2 separate regions of the Homo sapiens genome follow, and region 1 is linked to region 2. Evidence: chromatin loops called from intact Hi-C (ENCODE). Cell type or tissue: A673. All regions are shown on one strand.

Region 1 (8,000 bases), 1.3 Mb after region 2:
CATTTTTTCCATAATAGTGAGGCAAATTATAGGAATTTCCAATAGCAAAGTAAAGGCAGAAAAGTGAAGCTCATTTAGTTCAGCCATTTCCTCCCCTTCTACAAAACACACTCCATTTTGAAGAATTTTGAAGAATATACTCCAAACTGCAGTATACAATACTCATTTACTCATTGTAATTATTTTAACCAGAATAAATACTTTGCATTTAGTTCCATTAATCAGTCTGCCCCTCCCATATTTGCTCAGGAATTCTGAATTTTAACAAGGAAGCAATATATATGGTAATGAAAATACTCTTAAAAAGAAACACATTTTTCAAATAGATTATCATATTTTTATTTCTACTATTGTGCAAAAATTACGCTTAGTCTAGAAATTAATTTAACCCACATGATCCCACTCTATTAAATTAAGCATTTATGTTAAATTTGCAAAGTACAGTTAGAAAAATATGTCAAATTCTTATCAACTTTACTCCTTCATTGTTATTTAGTTTGTTTTTCTCTTTTTCTTTTAGTCCCAAATCAATGTAAAGTCTTCTCACTTAATTTTTTCCCTAAGAAGGTCTCCAACAAAGAAATCACATTTAAATGGGTTACAATCATCTATTCAAATGGAACAAATAAAAATCATTAATAATATAAAAAATATTTTAAATTAAGAAGTCATAATATTTAAATATAAAATTAAGTATACTTCCAAAGTAAAATTAAGGTACGAAAGATTCAATTCTAGATATACTTTATATATATTTATGTTTATATACTTATTTATATTTAATTATTGTAACTTACTTTATATTCACACACATAGTTTTATGTTTATGTTTTCATTTTTATTTACACATATTTACCACCTATACCAATAAGTAATCAATGTCTAGGTGTCAATCTAGAAAAATGTATGTCATTCTTATTTATTTTTAAAACAGTTGAAAAAGGCGTGGTTTAATAATAGTCCTTTATCTTATTATATCAAAACATATTAATCTTTGAAAGTAATCATTCAGTTATGTAAGTTCAACTATCATGAAAGCAATAAGAACATATCTGCCTTTTTCATTATGAAACATCTACAGAGAATGAGTCATGTTATTTATTTTTTGTATTTATTGTGTTTATTTAGAATTTTTATTCTTCTTAACTGGATTAAAATTGAGATATGCAAAATTATATAATACTTTTATTAAAATAGATTTAGATAGGGTAGATAATCTTGAAAGTATATCTGCAAATAAAACACACACACACACACACACACACACACACACACACACACACACTCATTTCTCCTGTGGTGGATGAATCATTGTTGTCCATTTTACTGGCCTGAAATTCATTATCTAAGTAAAGCTCAATGTCCATAACTTTCACTACTTCATTCAACAGGTATTTTGGAAGCAGCCACTGTTTTCCAGACTCCACTATGGAGATAGGGCAGTGAACTCAACAAACACACTGCCTGCACTCATACTCAGCTTCCATTCAACTGAGGACGTCAGGAGATAAACAAACAAATTAGAAATCACTTTCAGCAGTGATGAATTCAAGCTAGAAAGACTTAAAGTAGGATGAAGGGGTAAAAGGCATGTGGAGGGTGGAGGGTATCTTACAGTGAGGTGAAAAATAAAAAAAGACTTCTGTATTAGAAGGGAATATGAGCAAAAACCTGACCATGTGGTATTTGGGTGATGTGAGTTCCTAAAAGTTTGAGCAGCAATTTCAAAATCTCTGAATTGGGAGTGTACTAGGCAAGAAGGCCAGTGGGGCTGGAATGAAGTGAAGGAAGAGGGCCTTGGCCAGAGATGACGGGCTCGCCAGGCAGAGCCTTGTAGACCAGGCAAAGATGTTGAATTATTAACAGATCGTGATATAGAGAGCCCATGTGAGTGTAGATCTAGATCACTTTTACTCTTTTATTTATTTTTATTTATTTATTTATTTTGATATGGAGTTTTGCTCTTGTTGCCCAGGCTGGAGTGCAATGGAGGGATCTCGGCTCACTGCAACCTCTGTCTCCCAGGTTCAAGCGATTCTCCTGCCTCAGCCTCCCAAGTAGTTGGGATTACAGGTGCCTGCCAACATGCCTGGCTAATTTTTTGTATTTTTAGTAGAGAAGGGGTTTCACCATGTTTGTCAGGCTGGTCTTGAACTCCTGACCTCAGGTGATCCACCTGCCTTGGCCTCCCAAAGTGCTGGGATTACAGGCATGAGCCACCACACCTGGCCTCGCCTTACCCTTGTAGACCCAAGTGACTCTGGTTGTCTTAAGAGAACAGTAACTAGGAAATAATGAAAGCAATAGCTCAGTTAAGAGACCATAGAAGTAAACCGGGAAACAGATAGAAATGTGGAACGTGATGGTACAGCAACAGAGATGGTGAGAGATTGTGAGATTCTAAATAAATTGTAAAGGAACAGCCAAAACATATTTGTATAAATATTATCATCATCTGGTAAATTACACCAAGCATTTGAGACTTCAGAGCCTAATAAAACACATGGATTTTCTTTCAGTGTTGTAATTTGCTTTCATCTCTAAATATGGATCCACTAGAGGCAATCCCCTATGCTAACCTAGTGTTCTATTAGAAAGAACATTGTAGCCTGCACCCTACATCTATTGAATCTTTAAAAAATAACTCAGGAGGACATTTTTGTAATGAAACTTAAAAACTGTCCACCTATCTATTGTATATATTGTATCGTGTATTGTGTTTATATGCACACATGTACATAGATGCATTACTCAATTAAACATGATAGTATGACTTAATAAAAATGTGAGAAAATATCTCATTGAATAAAGCCCATAAAAATTCAAAATCAATTGAAACACTACAACAATTTTTTAAGTACAGAATGCTTTTGGGTAAAGACTGTAAAATAGTACTATACTCAAGCATATATTCAATAAGTTCTCAGAAAACTTCATCTTGCAATTATCATTAGGAATCCTTAAAGAATTAGGTGTATCTCAATAACTGTGTATGTAAACATCAACAGTAGTGTTGCAGATCCAGAATGATCTTAAATTATTTGTTAAGGTTTTCCCTTCAATATTGCAATACAAGAATTCTGATATAAAATCAGATTCATACAGAAATTACATTTTAAGTATACTAAATGCATTTAGAAAGTCCCAAATATATATTCTACATTTGAATATGTAGTCCTTTTTTAAACACCAGTTATTTTAATTTTTTAGCTAACAGATTTTGAGCTGCAATAGAGGAATGAGGCATGACATGCTTTGTTTTCAGAGTTTTTCTTTTTTTAACGCACTTAAGAATACATTAAAATACTAATGATCTGAAGTACATATTGTTATTACTGTTTTATCTTCAAAATCTTTTATTTGCTTTTCTTTCACTATTTTCTCCTCTGTCTATTTCCTGTATAGAGGGAGGGCTTGAGAAAACAAAAATGATGGTCAGGTTTAGATTAACTGAGAAGACTGAAGAAAGGCATTTTTATTTATTTTATTAACCTTAACTTTGATTCACTTTATGAGCCCTGTGACAGAATGCCATTTCACTGTGACAGAATGCCATTTCACTGTGACACTTCGAATTCAGAGGAACATTATGAAGCTTTATAAATTGCTCCAAGGCATAAGATATTGGTAAAACAAAACAAAACAAAACAAAATAAAAACTGCTTTTATTCCACCCTCACATCCTACCACTCTGAGAAAACTGTAAAAAAAAAAAAAAGCTTGTCCTATATGGTGTTGGGTGTTATAGCAATAAAACACTAATAAAATCAGAATAAAGTTTTTTAAAAATTCAAATTGTCTAGAAATTAAGAGGTGAGCTACATTTACAATGACAGAATAAGAGTTTTAAAATTCAATGGCTTCATTCTTAGTGAAAACCTAAATGAAATTTGTGTTTAGTCACTAGTGTTTTTTTTGCTACTGAATAAATGGGAATAAAATATATACTTCTTATATGTAAACATGGATAGTGAGTTACACGAATTAAAAGTTTTCAAGGACTCAAAATCTAAATATGGTTATAGAAGCACTTGAATTTTCTCCAAAGTGATTGCAAAATTTAAATAATTAAAATAATTAAGTGAATACTTGTTATCCAAAATAATAATTTAATATCCTGTATAATTTTTCAAACAGTTCTCTACCATTTCTACAAAACTTTCTCTTAGAAACTGTTTAAAATGAAGAGTGGTGAAGTTATTTCCTATTTAGTTTTTTTAAAAGTAAACCTTTTTTGGAATTAGAGACAGTGCTTACCATTTTGATGTTACTTGGCAATATTAGTTTATTTCAAATTAACATAACTGTGTGATCACATTAAATCCAAAGCAGAATTTTTCTTTTTCCTTAAAAACGTATGAGATAAATGATATTACTCTTCACAAAGAGCCTTTTAACAAATCGGCTAAGGTGCCAGTTGGTCCCACTGAGCATATATATATTTTATACTTACCCGTAAATCAGTAAAACTCTTTTTCTTTTTTCACGCTTGACAAATGAGTTCACATGATTTGGTAGCATAGCACCATCATGTGGTTAATTTTTGAATAACTCTTAAGAACAAAATGATAATAAAATTTGGAATATTTTACATAGCCAATCATACATGCCTCAGTTTAAGTTTAAAATAATGCTATTTTTAGCCACGCTAATGTACCTAATTAAAGAAAAAACACATGAATGCTGTTGTTTCTATATTATGTTTCTGTTTTTCTAAATATTTGTCTTCACCTTCTTTTGTAATACCTTACCTAGTTTCCCTAAAGTCTCATCAACTGTAACTTAGCCCTAAATCAACGTAACCACTGCAGATTTTTCTAGTCTTGTAGACAATTCTAACTGCACATGCCATAGACTTTTCAAATTCACTGTCTAAAGCTGAGTTCTTTCTTTGCTCCCAACAAAAGTCTGCCTACTCATGTTTTCTCCTTTCCAGTTTCTTAAAGCAAAAATCTGTGATTTTTCTAACACCGCTTCCATTCCTATTGACATCCCCTTGCCAAATAGGGCACAAAGGCTGGTTGCTGATTTTTCCAGAACTCAGGTTAAAATTTTCCTTTCTCCACCTATGAATTTGCCATACAGCCCTCTTCCTGACTCCTTTTTGCCACTGCAAAGGCTATTTTCCCAGCCTCACACGTTATTTTCCTCCAACTAATCTTTTTATTCATGGGGGAATGAAAGAAATCTATTTAGACGTTTAGATAGAAACATGTTCATCTTACTTAAATCAGTTTCTGGTCCTACTGATAGAAAGATAAAGATCAAAGAGTGCATTTTCTATTACTAACTTCTGCACACACACACATTTACAGGCATGTTCATATGCACAAGCTACATTCCAAGTACAGCAAAATCATTGCGATGTCTACCAATGGTATTGTGGTTCTCCTCCTTCTGCATAGAACTCCCTGTCCCATATAAGTATCTTCATGAATTCTTACATGTTCTTTAACATTTTTTTCTCCCTTGCTTCTCAACAAAGGCCTCCTAGAGTCCCTCAGGCAAAGTTGATCACTCCTTTATTTTGTCCCCAAATGTCAACATTTCTGTCAAAGCATCTATGATACTTACAAGGTTCTCATATTGAAAATACAACTCATTCCTCCTACTATATTTTAAGCCCCTGGAGGCACTTTTCCATATCTGTGTTTATTTCCCCATCAGTAAAGGAAATGCCTGAAATATATAAGATGTTTAAAATTGTTGTCGACTAAAAGGACAAATATCTTCTGTTGGTTTACTGTTTTCACTTCTGCTGCATTATTTTTCTTTTTACTCACATAGCATGTAAAGTTTGGAACGTTTTGCAAATAATTTAGAAAAATATGTTTTACTGATTCTACAAATAGGAAAGCTGAAGCTCAAAGAAGGAAGATAATTTTTCAAAGTCACACAGCTTGCTGTAAATCATAGTATATGTTTAGAAAGAGTATACTTCCAATTGTTGTGTACAACAATGCATGTTAGAAAAGATAATTGGCCTCCCCAATAGTCATGATTTATACTGTATGTGGACATGACACATATATTTTATTTCAGCATTTATAGTATGTGACGAAACCCTCTGTAATTTTTTAGGGGAAATATCACTAAAAACCTATGTCTAGAAGCACTAGAGTTTCTTGCAATTCTTTTTTGTTTTGTTTTGTTTGCTTGTTTTTTGTTTATCTTGGTTACTAAATTTATTCCAAAAATTACCGCTAAAATACAGGCATTACTATAATGACCATGATTCTTAAGATAATTTGTTAAAACTACGAAAATTTTGCAGAGTTGCAAAACACTAAAGTATAGTAATAACTTGTCCACAGAAAAATTAAGTGCATTTCTAATAAATAGTTTTGTTACAAATATTTTTAAGGTAAGTTATATAAAATGGATGTTTCTTCATTTAAATATTTTTGTTTACAAACACTTTTTGCCTAGTAATTATATGTTTCTTATAAGCTTATATATTATTAATTTTCTAACAAATGGTGTTGAAATTTTGTCCAAACTAAAATCTACGTTTTAAAACTTAACTACATTTCATTGTTTTTCCCTTTGTTACAGGGACATTCTCACCTGATATAGTGGCAACTTTTGTTCATCAAATACAGCTTTTTTATATAAAATATTGAGTTGCAACCTTTTGTCAATGATGATGAGATATGCATAAACTCTCCCACGTCTCTTCCCAGACAAGAATTGACTACTATATTGATCATAAAACTGAGTTTTAGGAAACCTGCTTTTTCATTAAAATGATGCTTGTTCTGAACATCTTATCTTTATTGTTCAGCCTAGTGTAATAAACCTATTTATAAGAGCTTGCTCCTAGTGTCTGTGCATCCTGGTTCAGCCTGGTATAAATCTGTTTTCTAACTGCTTGTCTTAGAAAGAATCTAGTCTGTTTCAGATAAGCCTACATCCTCGGATCATTTGCGTTCATTGACGGTATTCCTTCCCATTGCCTATTAAGACCTACTAGATAATTGAGAGTGTAGAGCCTTATCACTCAAGGATATATTTTCCTAAAAGTGATGGCTTTACTGTGTTGGTAAAAATAATATAGGCTTACTATAAAAATTGAAGTAATACAGAAGAGTAAAAAGTAAAAAGGGACAAAACCACGGCTACAGTGAGTCATAATATGGCATAACTGGTTCCTTTGCTCAGGGCCTTTTGGGAGGAAATCAAGGCGTGATTGGGGCTATGATCCAATCTAAGCCTTGGAGTCTTTTGTAACCTTACTGGTTCCTAGCAGAGCCAGTTCCTCGTGGCTGTTTGTTTTGTATTGTTGTTGTGTGTTTGTTTTGTTTTTGTGGTAGTTACTACTTCCTTGTGGCTCCTATGACAATGTTGTTAGCTCTCGCCAAATATCAGGTTTCAGTTCCCACAGGCACCCCTTGAGCACTTGCCACTTGCCACATAATCTCCTATAATGACAAATTTACTTCTTATAAGGCAGGACGAAAAGCATCTGCATCACTCCTTTCTTTTAAGGGGTCTCCTGGTTAGATCACACCTCTCAAGTAAAATCTCCTTAATTAACTCAATGTCAAGTGATTAGGGACCCTAATTATATATGCACAACTTATTTTTCCATTAAACTTAATAAGTTTATGTGAGTGAGATGTCATTTAATTTACAGGCCTCTCACACAATGAATGGCAGAGTCATTGCACACAGAGTATAGGTCATTGGGGGCAGGAATATTGGGAGCATCTTAGAATTCTGCCTGCTGAAGCTATCATTTTTTCAAATTCCTCAAAATATCTATAACCATAGCTATCCATTTCCACTCAACATTATCTGGAAGCATGAGGAGCCCTGGAAGAGCCCAGGTAGCTATTCTCTTATAATTTATGCCAAAAAATTGCTTATTTCCCTTTGAAATGAGAAAATCTTTTGGCACTTAACATTTCATTTAGTTTTTTGTGACCTGGACTTCAGCAATGTAAGAACAGAGAAAGTAGTGCTGTAATAGCCCAATGGGCTCTTCCTGCCCATTGCAC
Region 2 (8,000 bases):
TTTCATAAGTGAAGGAAAAATGAAATCCTTTCCAGACAAGCAAATGCTGAGGGATTTTGTTACCACCAGGTGTGCCCTGCAAGAGCTCCTGTAAGGTTCACTAAATATGGAAAGAAAAAATAGTACCAGCCACTGCAAAAACACAACAAAACATAAAGACCATGACACTGTGAAGAAACTGCATCAACTAGCGTGCAAAATAACCAAAAGGCATCATGATGACAGGATCAAATTCACACACAACAGTACTAACCTTAAATGTAAATGGGTTAAATGCCTCAATTAAAAGACACAGACTGGCAATTTGGTTAGAGTCAAGACCCATCGATGTGCTGTACTCAGGAGACCCATCTTACATGCAAAGGCACACATAGGCTCAAAATAAAGGGATAGAAGAAAATATACCAAGCAAATGAAAGCAGAAAAAAGCAGCGGTTGCAATCCTAGTCTCTGACAAAACAGACGTTAAACCAACAAAGATCAAAAAAGACAAAGAAGGGCATTACATAATGGTAAAGGGAACAATTCAACAAGAAGAGCCAACTATTCTAAATATATATGTGCCCAATACAGGAGCACCCAGATTCATAAAACAAGTTCTTAGAGACCTACAAAGACTTAGACTCCCACATAATAATAGTGGGAGATTTTAACACTCCATTGTCATTATTAGACAGACCAACAAGACAGAAAATTAATAAGGATATTCAGGACTTGAACTCAGCTCTGGATCAAGTGTACCTAGTAGATGTCTACAGAACTCTTTACCCAAAATCAACAGAATATACATTCTTCTCAGTGCCACATGGCACTTATTTTCAAATTGACCACATAATTGGAATAAAACACTCCTCAGCAAATGCAAAAGAACTGAAGTCGTAGAAAACAGTCTCTCAGACCACAGTGCAATAAAATTAGAACTCAGGATAAAGAAACTCACTCAAAACCACACAATTTCATGAAAATTGAACAACCTGCTTCTGAATGACATCTAGATAAATAATGAAATTGAGGCTAAGATCAAGAAGTTCTTTGAAACCAATGAGAACAAAGAGACAATGTACTAGAATCTCTGGGACACAGCACAGGCAGTCTTAAGAGGAAAATTTGTAGCACTAAATGTCCATGCCAGAAAGCTAGAAAGATACTAAATTGACCCCCTAACATTCACAATCCTGAAGAGCTAGAGAGGGAAGAGCAAACATTTCCAAAAGTGAGCAGAAAACAAGAAATAACTAAGATTACAGAAGAATGATGGAGATAGAGACACTAAAAACTCTCCAAAAATCAATGAATCCAGGAGCTGTTTTTTTTGAAAAAATTAACAAGATAGACTACTAGACAAAGAAGAACAAAGAGAAGAATCAAATAGACCCAATAAAAGATGATAAAGGGGATATCACCACTGACCCTACAGAAATGCAAACTACTGTCAAAGAATACTACAAACACCTCTACACAAATACTCTAGAAAATATAGAAGAAATGGATGAATTCCTGGAGGCATACACCCTACCAAGACTGAAACAGGAAGTTGAATCCCTGAATAGACCAACAACAAGCTCTGAAATTGAGGCAGTGATTAATAGCATACAAACAAAACAAAACAAAACAAAAGCCCAGGACCAGATGGATTCACAGCTGAATTCTACCAGAAACACAAAGAGGAGCTGGTACCATTCCTTGTGAAATCATTCCAAACAATTGAAAAGGAGGGACTTCTCCCTAACTCATTTTATGAATCCAGCATCATCCTGATAACAAAACCGCGAAGATACACAACAACAAAAAAGAAAACTTCAGGCCAATATCCCTGATGAACATCAATGAGAAAATTCTCAATAAAATGAAATACTGGCAAGCCAAATCCAGCAGCACATCAAAAAACTTATCCACCACAGCTTTATCCCTGCAAGGCAAGGCTGGTTCAACATATGCAAACCAATAAATGTAATCCATCACATAAATAGAACCAAAGACAAAAACCACATGATTATCTCAATAGACGCAGAAAAAGCATTTGATAAAATTCAATATCCATTCACGTTAAAAACTCTCAATAAACTAGGTATTGAGGGAACATATCTCAAAATAATAAGACCTATTTATGACAAACCCACAACCAATATCATATTGAATGTGAAAAAGCTGAAAACATTCCCTTTGAAAATGGGTACAAGACAAGCGTGCCCTCTCTCACCACTCCTATTCAACACAGTATTGGAAGTTCTGGCCAGGACAATGAGGCAAGAGAAATAAATAAAAATATTCAAATAGGAAGAGAGGAAGTCAAGTTGTCTCTGTTTGCAAATGACATGATTTTATATTTAGAAAACCCAATCGTCTCGGCCCCAAAACTTCTTGAACTGATAAGCAATGTCAGCAAAGTCTCAGGATACAAAATCAATGTGCAAAAACACAAGCATACCTTTGCATCAACAATAGGCCAGCAGAGAGCCAGATCATGAATGAACTCCCACTCACAATTGCAACAAAAAGAATAAAATACCTAAGAGTACAGCAAACAAGGGATGTGAAGGACCTCTTTAAGGAGAACTACAAACCACTGTTCAAGGAAATAAGAGAGGATACAAACAAACAGAAAATCATTCCACCCTCATGGATAGGAAGAATCAATATATTGAAAATGGCCATACTGCCCAAAGTAATTTATGGATTCAATGCGATTCCCATGAAACTACTACTGAAATTTTTCATGGAATTGGAAAAACCTATTTTAAATTTTATGTGGAATCAAAGAAGACACTGTATAGCCAAGACAACCCTAAGCAAAAAGAATAAAGCTGGAGGCATCACTCTACCTGACTTCAAACTGTACTACAAGGCTATGGTAACCAAAACAGCGTGGTTCTGGTACCAAAACAGAAATATAGACCAATGGAGCAAAACAGAAGCCTCAGAAATAACATCACACATCTACGACCATCTGATGTTCGACAAACCTGACAAAAACAAGCAATAGAGAAAGATCTCCTATTCAGTAAATGGTGCTGAGAAAACTGGGTAGCTATATGCAGAAAACTGAAACTGGACCCCTTCCTTACACCTTATACAAAACTTAACTCAAGATGCACTAAAGACTTAAATGTAAAACCCAAAACCATAAAAACCCTAGAAGAAAACCCAGCCAATACCATTCAGGACATAGGCATGAGCAAACACTTCATGACAAAAACGGCAAAAGCAATTGCAACAAAAGCCAAATTGACAGATGGGTTCTAATTAAACTAAAGAGCCTCTGCACAGCAAAAGGAACTATCATCAGTGTGAACAGGCAACCTAAAGAATGGGAGAACATTTTTGCAATCTACCCATCTGACAAAGGTCTAATATCCAGAATTTAGAAGGAACTTAAACATATTTACAAGAAAAATCAAACAACCCTATCAATAAGTGGGCAAAGGATATGAACAGACACTCCTTAAAAGAAGCATTTACACCTCCAACAAACATATGAAAAAAAGCTCAACAACACGGATCCTCAGAAAAATGCAAATCAAAACCACAATGAGATACCATCTCTTGCCAGTCAGAATGGCGATTATTTTTAAACGTCAAGAAACAATAGATGCTGGTGAGGCTGTGGAGAAATAAGAACGCTTTTACACTGTTAGTGGGAATGTAAATTAGTTCAACCATTGTGGAAGACAGTATGGCAATTCCTTATGGATCTAGAACCAGAAATACCATTTGACCCAGCAATCCCATTACTGGGTATATACCCATGGGAATATAAATCATTGTACTATAAAGACACATGCATATATATGTTTATTGCATCAGTATTTACAATAGCAAAGCCTTGGAACCAACCCAAATGCCCATCAGTGATAGACTGGATAAAGAAAATGTGGTAATATACACCATGGAATACTATGCAGCCATAAAAAGCAATGAGATCATGTCCTTTTCAGGGATATGGATGAATCTGGTAGTCATCATCCTCAGCAAACTAACACAGGAACAGAAAACCAAACACCACATGTTCTTATTCATAAGTGGGAGTTGAAAATTGAGAACACATGGGCACAGAGAGGGGAAATACACACACCAGGACCTGTTTAGGGGTTGGGGGTAAGGGTAGGGAACTTAGAGGACGGGCCAATAGGTGCAGCAAACCACCATGGCACACGTAGACCTATGTAACAAACCTTCACAAGTATCATTTTTTTAGAAGAAATCAAGAAAAAAATAGAAAATGGGAGAAAGAACCGGCCAAACCAATCTATAAGAATTGAGATAAAACATTGAAGATCTCATTGAAAGACAAAAACATATATTTATCATGACACCAAATTTGAGGCCATGTGTTTCTCTAGTGATTTTTGTTTAATGGTGTCCGACAGTGTGAATGTCAGTAGAGAATACATAGACATTTTCTAATAGATATATTTGATCACTTAGAAAGTACAAGAGACTGTATGGAGTAGAAAAAAACAAAAAGACCCTTGTCTTCTGTAGAATTATGCAGTCGGGCATACATAGTTAAATTAGTTTCAAAAATACATAGTAGAAAACAACAAGGGATTATTGATCTCCACATTCCACATCTGGATAAAAGATGTTTATGTGATTTAGTCTACTCTTTAGTTTAGCTAACTCCTCCCCCTCAGCTTTTCATATCTAATAACTCATCCTCAATATATTGCACATCTGTACCTTCAGGTAGGAAAGCAATTATATCTATTTAAATGTATTTTGAAAGAAAAAATGAATTTTTTATGCGTATGCAACAATATTAAGTAAAAACATTATTTTGCCAAAGGGTTTTGTCTCTCCTGCTTATAGTATTTGTGAGTTCATGCTCGGTGTAACTAGGTGTAACATTGATAAGGAAGACTCTCAGATGTAGTTCTAGGTTATCACCATAAGATGGCGATGCTTTGAAATACACGGCATTTTACCCCCAAACTAAATTCAGCCTTATGAAACCAAACTGATTATTGATAGTAACACTTAAAATCATTTGAGATGGAGGCTACAGTAAGTTAGATATCACCTTAAATAGGGTATCAAAACAGCAGTTAAAACCCAGATTGTGTTATCCCTCTGATTATTTTCTGCTGTTCCTCTTGGTAGCAGTCATGGATTGATTTAATTTGGCACCTCAAACCTGAACTCAGTCATTCTCTCTTGCTCTATTAGTGTTTGTCTGCTGCCCTAGTTGATCTTGCCAATTTGAGATTTGAGTAAAGCCAGTGAAGTATCACAGTCTTTCTGCTAACCCAATGTCCTGCTTAAACTTTTTTTTTTTCCTAAATAGTGATCAGACTCTAGGTGACAGGAAGAATCTGTCCTTTCCTAAAGCCTCAGATAAGAGTGGATATGTTTAATACTCTGTTTGCTCTAGTAAAAGCAGTCAAATAATATCCCTGACAACTAAAGTCTCTTCACAAAAGGAGCATATTTTAAGGCAGGCACATTTTCAATCTGCGTAAGAATTTTCAGAATATCATTACAATAATTTAATAGGTGAATTACATTGATATAGTTAAATATATTTTAAATGTTAATATTATATTTTAGCATTCTCATGCATACACTTCACATGAATATATATATGATCAATAAAGACAAATACATTTTGAAAGTGATCATTTATGTAATGATAGTAATAGCATTAACTGTATGTTTGACACTATGACAGGTTTATTAAATTAATTATATTTATTTCATTATTTAATTTATAATAAGTGGATGGAGTAGGTTTTATAAGCCTTTTTTACAGATGATAAAATACATGCTGACCATGATTTTGAAGATTGCACAGACAATAAATGCCTTTGCTGTGTTTCAAACCCACGTTAGTATATCTCTATACCTATGCTGTTTTTCATTTTGCTATACTAAAAATATATAATCTTTTCATGCTTTCTTTTTAATGAAGATGGAAAACCAAATGTCATTTCAACCATCATTGATTCCAAGTTATTGTCACATAACTGAAGACCTTTGTATTATAATCTTTCCTTAGTGTTCAGTGTGAAAGCAATTGCTTGCCTGACCACTCACTGAAAAATCTTCCCACCTCAAAACAAATTTTAAATATAATTCAAGTTTCTATATTTCAATACATTAAAGAGCATGCCTTAATATATTTGAAAGCCATTTTGTTTGATATTACTTTGATTTTAAGTTTCAATTCTCAAAAGAACAAACTCTGAATCATCTCTAGGTTCCGTTTCCTATATGAAAAATATAAGCATGTTAGTGCAATAATCCCTACTAATTCTATAGATTAATGTTTTTAAGGGAGGCATCATTCTATTAAAGTGTGGTTTGGTTTCACTGTGTGTATAAAACAGGTCTTGTTTGTTAGCTAAAAAGCTATTTCACAAAATGTGTTAAACAAAAATGTTAACTTCAACATTTTCTTCTAATTGCCATTTATAAATATAAACTTAGCCAAACTACATGCCTATTCAGCTTTGATTTTTGTTATTCTAAGCAGATCTTAATTGTTCACTTACAAAAATTTCCAAGATTTATATGTTGATACAGTCTCCTCCAAATAATAAATAAACTGTGTTTTTGTCTGATTCTTCTGAAATAAAATCTTTGTCAAAGTCTAATTAGTAAAAAACTAATTGTTCAGGGACATAGAGCACAAATATTAAGCAATACAAGCTATATCTAGAAAAGAGGCTGCTCAGGACTTAGATTCATGGACATTCTAGTACATCCAGATACAGTAGGAAAATGCATAGAGCTAAGGTTAGCATGCTGTGCTGATTACATAAAGGTCAATTTAGCATCATACATGCTAAAAGTCTAGACAAGTCTTGATAAGACATTCACTTTCAATTATAAAATCACAGAGGGGTTCAATTTAGGCTGTTTGCAGGTCTTCTAATTTAAGATGAATGTCATGGGTGAGCATGGTGGCTTCATTTTAGGAATATGGTCAAATAATAATTTATTAGAAATTAAAATTCTAACTAAAATTTAAATTAGAAAAATTATTATCATGCTTTTATGTTGTTGGGAATAGCACATGATCTCATATGCAGCTAATAGCTAGATCTATGAGAGAGAGAAAGGTGGAGATACAGACAGATAGATATTGATGATATAGATATCTACCTCTGGCTCTTGGCCTATGATCAGATGCCCTGTTTCTCCTATTTTTTTCTCCTTCCTTTAAAGAAGTACTACCTTGAGACTTCAGCTGTCACCTCCATATTAATATTTAAAAGGACTAAACCTAGATTCCACTTCCAATGCCCGTGTCTGAGTTTAATACCTATTTAAACTTATTTTCTATTGAAGGTTTCTATTTTAATCATCCTTCTTTTTCTCAAACTGAAAATGCTAAGACATTTATCTCTCAAGACCTCTTCTATATTTTCTGCCTCTTTCATTTTTCTGCCAATTACTTCAGTTAAAAACCTCTCAGTTACTTCTAATTCAACTTTTCTTTCATCTCTGTCTTAATTTTCTGTTGGTGGTTTAATAAATCACCTCTAACATAGTGGCTTAACACAGCACAAATTGATTGTCTTATCGTATGGAGGTCAGAAGTCCAAAGTGGATCTCACTGGGCTAAAATCAGGATGTCAGCAGGGCTTTTCTCCTTCCAGAGGAGAAGATCTTTTTACCAGCCTTTCCAGCTGCTGGATGCCACCTGCATTTACTGATCTGTGGCAACCTTGCAGCATCCTCAAAGCCAGCAAGGTGAATCTAGTTCGCACACTGGCATTTCCCTGGTTCTCTTTCTTACGTCTCTCAGGGACACTTTGCCATTACATTTGCCCACTCAGATAATCCAAGATAATCACTCTGTTTCAAGATAAGCTGATTAGTAACCTTAGTTCTATTTGCAATCTTAATGCCTTCTTCATCATGTAACATGGCATATTCATAGATGACAAGGATTAGCACATGGACATCTTGTTTATTGGGGGGCGGTACCAGTGCCTACCACAATCTCCCATCAGTAGGTAACAATGTCACAGAGACTTTTTGTGTTTCACATGAAT

The links. Hi-C counts contacts between places; a loop is a spot of excess contacts. Peaks named below come from ENCODE experiments on the same cell type or tissue, not always from the same donor. Only the 100,000 strongest peaks of a DNase experiment are listed, where the experiment ranks them.
Region 1: a loop joins it to region 2, with 8 times the contacts of the local background. A loop is called at or near these places in 8 of 110 quality-filtered maps.

The regions. Positions count from the first base shown.
Region 1 is chr5:21,807,428-21,815,427 of GRCh38, reverse strand. The region is part of intron 9 of CDH12 (cadherin 12); the gene reads left to right. Among named protein-coding and RNA genes, the nearest start is that of SNORA105A, 73 kb to the left of the region's middle. RefSeq lists a silencer at 2,148-2,342. In A673, a CTCF peak has its summit at 4,536 (motif pointing left); a DNase peak (open chromatin) is centred at 4,497; H3K4me3 peaks cover 388 bases; H3K27ac peaks cover 3,980 bases.
Region 2 is chr5:23,136,693-23,144,692 of GRCh38, reverse strand. No RefSeq gene overlaps it. Among named protein-coding and RNA genes, the nearest start is that of CDH12, 290 kb to the right of the region's middle. In A673, a CTCF peak has its summit at 4,871 (motif pointing right); no DNase peak of the experiment used is centred here.